Linked DNA regions of Homo sapiens: region 1 is linked to region 2. Evidence: chromatin contacts called from ENCODE Hi-C or POLR2A ChIA-PET data. All regions are on one chromosome and are shown on one strand. Each heading gives the region's core, a stretch centred on a gene start or an enhancer-like site at or near the end of the contact. The rest is flanking DNA. Distances are from core to core; before and after follow the strand shown.

The links. Hi-C counts contacts between places; a loop is a spot of excess contacts on that map. ChIA-PET counts read pairs that join two places held with the same protein, here RNA polymerase II (POLR2A). Pooled maps may share reads with other maps.
Region 1: a pooled map shows a loop between it and region 2 (3-fold over the local background). The contact joins the enhancer-like site here to the promoter of RFX5-AS1 in region 2. A Hi-C loop is called at or near these places in 1 of 50 pooled maps. POLR2A ChIA-PET finds 5 or more read pairs at or near these places in 2 of 52 experiments (Panc1 and naive thymus-derived CD8-positive, alpha-beta T cell).

What each region holds. Positions count from the first base shown.
Region 1 is chr1:153,848,085-153,850,784 of GRCh38, reverse strand. The region is part of intron 1 of GATAD2B (GATA zinc finger domain containing 2B); the gene reads left to right. Among named protein-coding and RNA genes, the nearest start is that of GATAD2B, 74 kb to the left of the region's middle. Within about 2 kb of position 1,269, at least 3 of the 41 ENCODE cell types and tissues checked have a DNase peak (open chromatin) inside an H3K27ac peak, as active enhancers do.
Region 2 is chr1:151,345,760-151,348,754 of GRCh38, reverse strand. RFX5-AS1 (RFX5 antisense RNA 1) reads right to left here and starts at 1,745. Exons shown (of 2, transcript NR_131972.1): 1 at 1,567-1,745; 2 at 864-1,123. RFX5 (regulatory factor X5) reads left to right here and starts at 1,503. Exons shown (of 11, transcript NM_001025603.2): 1 at 1,503-1,544; 2 at 2,149-2,266; 3 at 2,422-2,550; 4 at 2,794-2,827. The coding sequence starts at 2,435. RefSeq lists enhancers at 1,089-1,438, 1,405-1,987, 1,042-2,241, 2,581-2,670.

The sequences.
Region 1 (2,700 bases), core at 20-2,519, 2.5 Mb before region 2:
CACGCCTGGCTAATTTTTGTTTATTTAGTAGAGACGAAGTTTCACTATGTTGGCCAGGCTGGTCTCAAACTCCTTCACCTCAAGCAATCCGCCTGCGTAGGCCTCCCAAAGTGCTGGGATTACAGGTGTGAGCCACCGCACCTGGCCAACAAACAATTTTTTAAAAATTAAGTATGGGCTTATTAGGCTGAGCGCAGTGGCTCACACCTGTAATCCCAGCATTTTGGGAGGCTGATGTGGGCGGATCACTTGAGGTCAGGAGTTCGAGACCACCCTCGCCAACATAGTGATACCTGGTCTCTACTGAAAATACAAAAATTAGCTGGGTATGGTGGCGGATGCCTGTAATCCCAGCTACTCAGGAGGCTGAGGCAGGAGGATCACTTGAACCCGGGAGGTGAAGGCTGCAGTGAGCCAAGTTTGTGCCACTGCATTGCAGCCTGGGCAACAGAGTGAGACTCTGTCCTAAAAAGGAAAAATAATTAAGTATGGGCTTATTTGTGTGGGTTTAAATTATTATCACCAGCTTGGTCTGAGATCCCCAAACTGGGAAATGAATATAAAAAAATTATTCAGGACCCTGTATAATACCCTTGGGGTAACCAGCGGAAGCATATGTAAAGCTACTCTGGAGGAACAGATCCACAGTTTAAGCCACACAGGATTCTAACAGATAAAATCCCACTGAATAACCCACTTGATTGTGACAAGGCTCATAATCAAAAGTGACAAAAAATAAGAAAACAGCTCATTTACCATGAATAAGAGTCACAGATACACTACCTCTCAGGACTAGATCTCCAGTTCATTGACTATAGACCATAGAATAAGTGCATTTAAAAGGATTAAATACAGCCAGGCATGGTAGCTCATGCCTGTAATCCCAGCACTTTGGGAGGCCAAGCCAGGCGGATCACCTGAGGTCAGGAGTTCAAGACCAGCCTGGCCAACATGGTGAGACCTAACCTCTGCTAAAAATACAAAACATTAGCTGGGTGAGGTGGCACATGTCTGTAATCCCAGCTACTCAGGAGGCTGAGGCAGGAGAATCGCTTGAAACCGGAAGGAGGGGGTTGCAGTGAGCCAAGATCACGCCACTGTACTGCAGCCTGGGTGAAAGAGTGAAACTGTCTCAAAAAAAGAAAAAACAAGGTCAAATTTAAAATATATTTGGAAGGTAATGCTGATAGAGTTTACAGATAGAATGCATGTGGGTATGAGAAAGAGGAACTAAGAATGACTCCAAGTGTTTGGTTTGAATAGTGGTGTCATTTGCTAAGATGTGTAACAGTAGGGGAAGAAACAATTTTGGACATAAGATTATAAAATGCCTGTTAGATATCTGCTATCTTGTGAATGTTTGTCCCTCCAAAATTCATGTTGAAATTTAATTGACATTGTAATAATATTAAGAAGTGGGACCTTTAAGAAGTGATTAAGTTGTTAGGGCTTTACCCTCATGGGTGGGATTAATGTTGTTATAAAAGGGCACCCTCTCTTTGCCATCTGCTATGTTATTAGATGGCAAGAAGGTCTTCACCACATGCCAGTACCTTGATGTTAGGCTTCCCAACTTCTGGAACTGTGTGCCAATAAATAGCCAATAAACTTCTGGTCATTATAAAGTGCCCAAAGCTGGGTACGGTGACATACACCCATAGCCCCAGCTACCTGGGATGCTGAGGTGGGAGGATCATTTGAGCTCAAGGAGTTTGGCAACATGGAGAGACTCCATCTCTAAACAAAACAAAACAGAACACACACACCCACATACCCCTATATAAATTACCCAGTCTGGGGGAGGGGGGGGGTTTGTTTGTTTTTTGCTTTGTTTTGAGATGAGTCTCGCTGTTGCCCAGGCCAGAGTGCAGTGGCGCGATATTGGCTCACTGCAACCTCTGCCTCCCGGGTTCAAGCAGTTCTCTGCCTCAGCCTTCTGAGTAGCTGGGATTACAGGCACCCACCACCACACCTGGCTAATTTTTTTGTACTTTCAGTAGGGACGGGGTTTCACCATCTTGACCAGGCTGTTCTTGAACTCCTGACCTCATGATCCACCCGCCTCGGCCTCCCAAAGTGCTTGAAGTACAGGCGTTAGCCACCATGCATAATGGACTAAGACAACACCCAAATGGAGATGTTAGGCAATTGACTACATGAAGAGAGTTTCGGAGGAGAATGACAGCTAGGAATATCAATTTGAGAATTAGTATATAAATGCTATTTAAAACCATGGGAACACTTCATTTTTACAGTTAGAAGGTGGAAAGATGAGTAGAAACTAGTGAAGACTAAGAATAAAGGATCATGAGTGTAGAATAAGACCCAGAGATGTGAAGTCCCAAAAGCCAAGTGAAGAAAGCAGTTCAAGAAGGAAGGAAGATTGAGTTGATAAAATGCTGCTGAAAGTTCAAATAAGATAAGGATTGGTAAATAATTATTGGACTTGGCAACATGAAGGTAATTAGTGACCTGGAAAAAATAATCTCTTTATATTGAGGGAATAAAACCTGAACTGAAGTGGTTTTAAGCCAGAAGAAAGAGACAATGAGTATAGGTAACTCTTGAGGAATTTTGCTGTAGAAGGGTTCAGGGACATGGGGCAGTGACTGGAATACGACAGGAAGTCATGGGAAGAATTTTCTAAGGTGTAAGAAATACTATACCAAGTTGGTATGGTGAGGGGATGATTCTCAACAC
Region 2 (2,995 bases), core at 496-2,995:
GTGGCTCACACCTGTAATCCCAGCACTTTGGGAGGCCAAGGCAGGTGGATCACCTGAAGTCAGGAGTTTGAGACCAGCCTGACCAACATGGTGAAACTCCGTCTCTACTAAAAACACAAAAATTATCTGGGCGTGGTGATGCACGTCTGTAAACCCAGTTACTCGGGAGGGTGAGGCAGGAGAATCGCTTGAACCCAGGAGGCGGAGGTTGCAGTGAGCCAAGATCGTGCCATTGCACTCCAGCCTGGGCAACAGAGCGAGACTCCGTCTCAAAGAAAAAAAAAAAAGAAAGAAAGAAAGAAAAAAGAAAACCTCTTGCCAATATATCCTTATTGCCCCAACTCCACAATCTCCTGGGTTCCCCCAGCACTCATAGAAGCTGATAATAGGGAAAGGTAGGCTGTAAAGGGCAATGGTGATGAGCTCAGGCAGCACTACTGTCTTCTTTACAAAAGCACATTAATGATGAGCCTGGAGAACATATTAGATGTCAGGATGGCAAATACAGTTTTGGTTGTAACATGACCGCTGCGCAAAACAAAATACATCCATGTAAGAGGCTTTCAACCTGGAGTCCATGACCTCTCTGAAATTAGATGCAAAACTTGGTCTCTGTGTGCATTTTTCATGGTAGAGGGTCCATTGCTTTTGTCTGATTCATAACCTTAAAATGTCTTAAGTAAGAGGGTTAAGAACCCATGACCTATTCAGTACAATGTTCCCTGAGTGTAAAAAGTTCCTGTGGCATCCAGCACCCCCGTGGGAGTCCATCAAAATTCCAGGGTTCACCGACTGCAGAACTATGGGGATGCAAATGCATTTGCAACTCTTTGGAAGTAAAGTACACACGGGAAACCAAGAAATACTAAGAGGGAAAAAGCATTTTAGTTTAATGGGTACAACTGCTGAGGTTTTGAGGCCTCCATCAAGAAGGAAAAGAGAGCCCAGATTGCAGGTCTGTTGCGAGTAAGTGTGTCTGCAGGTTGTATTAGGCATGTGGTGATGGTGATGGGGGGTTATAGGAGCTTACAGTGAACTTCCATCACTCCTACCCATCATTGTCTAGTTATTTTATCATCCATTGATTCTTCTCTTCCGGCAGCTCTGAGGACCGTAGACTAAACTGAAACACAAAAGGGGAGGGCAAAAGAAAAGACAGTTCCAAAGGGAGCCGAGCGCCCGTTCTTTCATCCTGCGGTCCCTTTAAGAGAAGAACCTCTTGGGACCTGCAGTCCCAACCGACCCCAGTTTTAACCGAAACCCAACCCGGACTTCCCCCTCTTGACTCAAATAAGACCAACTTTGGATTTTCCCTCCCCTATTGACCAATCAGATTCTGTTACCAGGCAGACTTCAGCGGCCGCCGGTACGAGCCCGGCGCCTTCTGTCTCCGGGTGGCAGCAGTGACCAATGACAGAGCAGGCCGCCCGTGTATCTAGGCAGATCGCGGCTGTTACAACCATTCAGAAAAAGGAAAATAAAGCAACGCACGAGCCGGCTGGGCCAGGACCTTGGGGCTGGGCTGGAGTGAAGGTGGCTACGAGGTAGTTTCTCTTTCTCCCTTACCTTTATTGTTGCTTGTGTTGGAAGGCGACTGTTCAGAGGTAGGGAGGGGCAAGATGAGTTGGGAGGAGAGCAGAAAAAGATTGTAGCTGTATTTTCAACAGCTTCTTCACCCATGTGCACGTGCCCGGAATCTGGGACCCCATTCCCCTGCCGGGTTTCTGACGCCCAGCGCATGAGTTCCGCTACCCCGCCCCACCCCCGCTCCACTTTGCAGAAACCGGGGATTGAATGGAGGGGGAAGGGAAGGAGGTGGGGGCGCGCCTCAGGATGGGCTGTTGTGGGAGATGACGTAGGGGCCGGCGACGTGGGGAGGGGGAGCAGCGGGGGAAGTCGTGGCGAGATTAAGTAATGAGAACTTGGGCCCAGTTTTTTTTCCAAGCCTAGAAGGGCAGAATATGTTCGTATCCTTTCTGACCTCCCAGGCATATGCAATGGTGAGGAGTATTTTTGAGAATTAGAGAACTTTGTTTTGTGGCTGTTATTGTTGTTTTTGAGGGGGAGGAGGGCAGTATGGGGTCAGAGGCAGAAATGAAAATTTCTTGCTAACATGGATTCCCAATCCCCCTATCTCTTCCTTTACAGTTTTCCAGATTTAGGAGACTTCAGAAAGGTGGGGCAGATAGAATGGAGATGGCAAAGATCTCTTTGGGCATATATGGGCCTGGCGAAGTAATGGAATAATTTCTAATTTTCGGAGAAGGCAAGTGGTGAGAAAAAGACCACCGGGGAAATTCGGAGGCTTTGTTTCTGTTTCTCTGCCTTTCTGGGTAAAGAGATGAGGAGTGCCCTGGGGCCTTCTGGGGAAGGGAAGGCCAGTGTGAGTTACATCTTTATGCCTGTCCCTCTCAATTCTAGCCCTCATGCCGGGATGGCAGAAGATGAGCCTGATGCTAAGAGCCCCAAGACTGGGGGAAGGGCCCCCCCAGGTGGTGCTGAGGCTGGGGAACCTACCACCCTTCTTCAGAGGCTCCGAGGTACCATTTCGTAAGTACTCATCACATCTCCAAGTCCTGTCCAAGACCTGAGTATAGATCCCTGCAGCACTTCACTTTGGCTGTAGATGAACTGCCTCTCAGCAAGGGCATGGGAGCAGAGGGAGATTTTTGGCCATGGTAGCAATTCTTGAGCACCTGCTGGGCATTTCAGTCCTTTTCCCTCCCTAGCAGTCAGATAAAGAGACAGGGAAAATCTTGTGTGTGACCTCCAGCTTTCTCCTCTTCCCCACAGCAAGGCCGTGCAGAACAAAGTAGAGGGGATCCTGGTAAGTGTGTTGGGGAAGAGGGCAAGAGAGGGATGGAAATGCTGAGGGAGGAGGATGTGAGGATGATGGGCATCAACAAAACATTGATGTGGGAGAGGTAGGGTCCTCTGCCTTGTCAGAAGATAGTTGGCTTTGCAAACTTGCTGCCAGTTTGACTTTGTGCCTCTC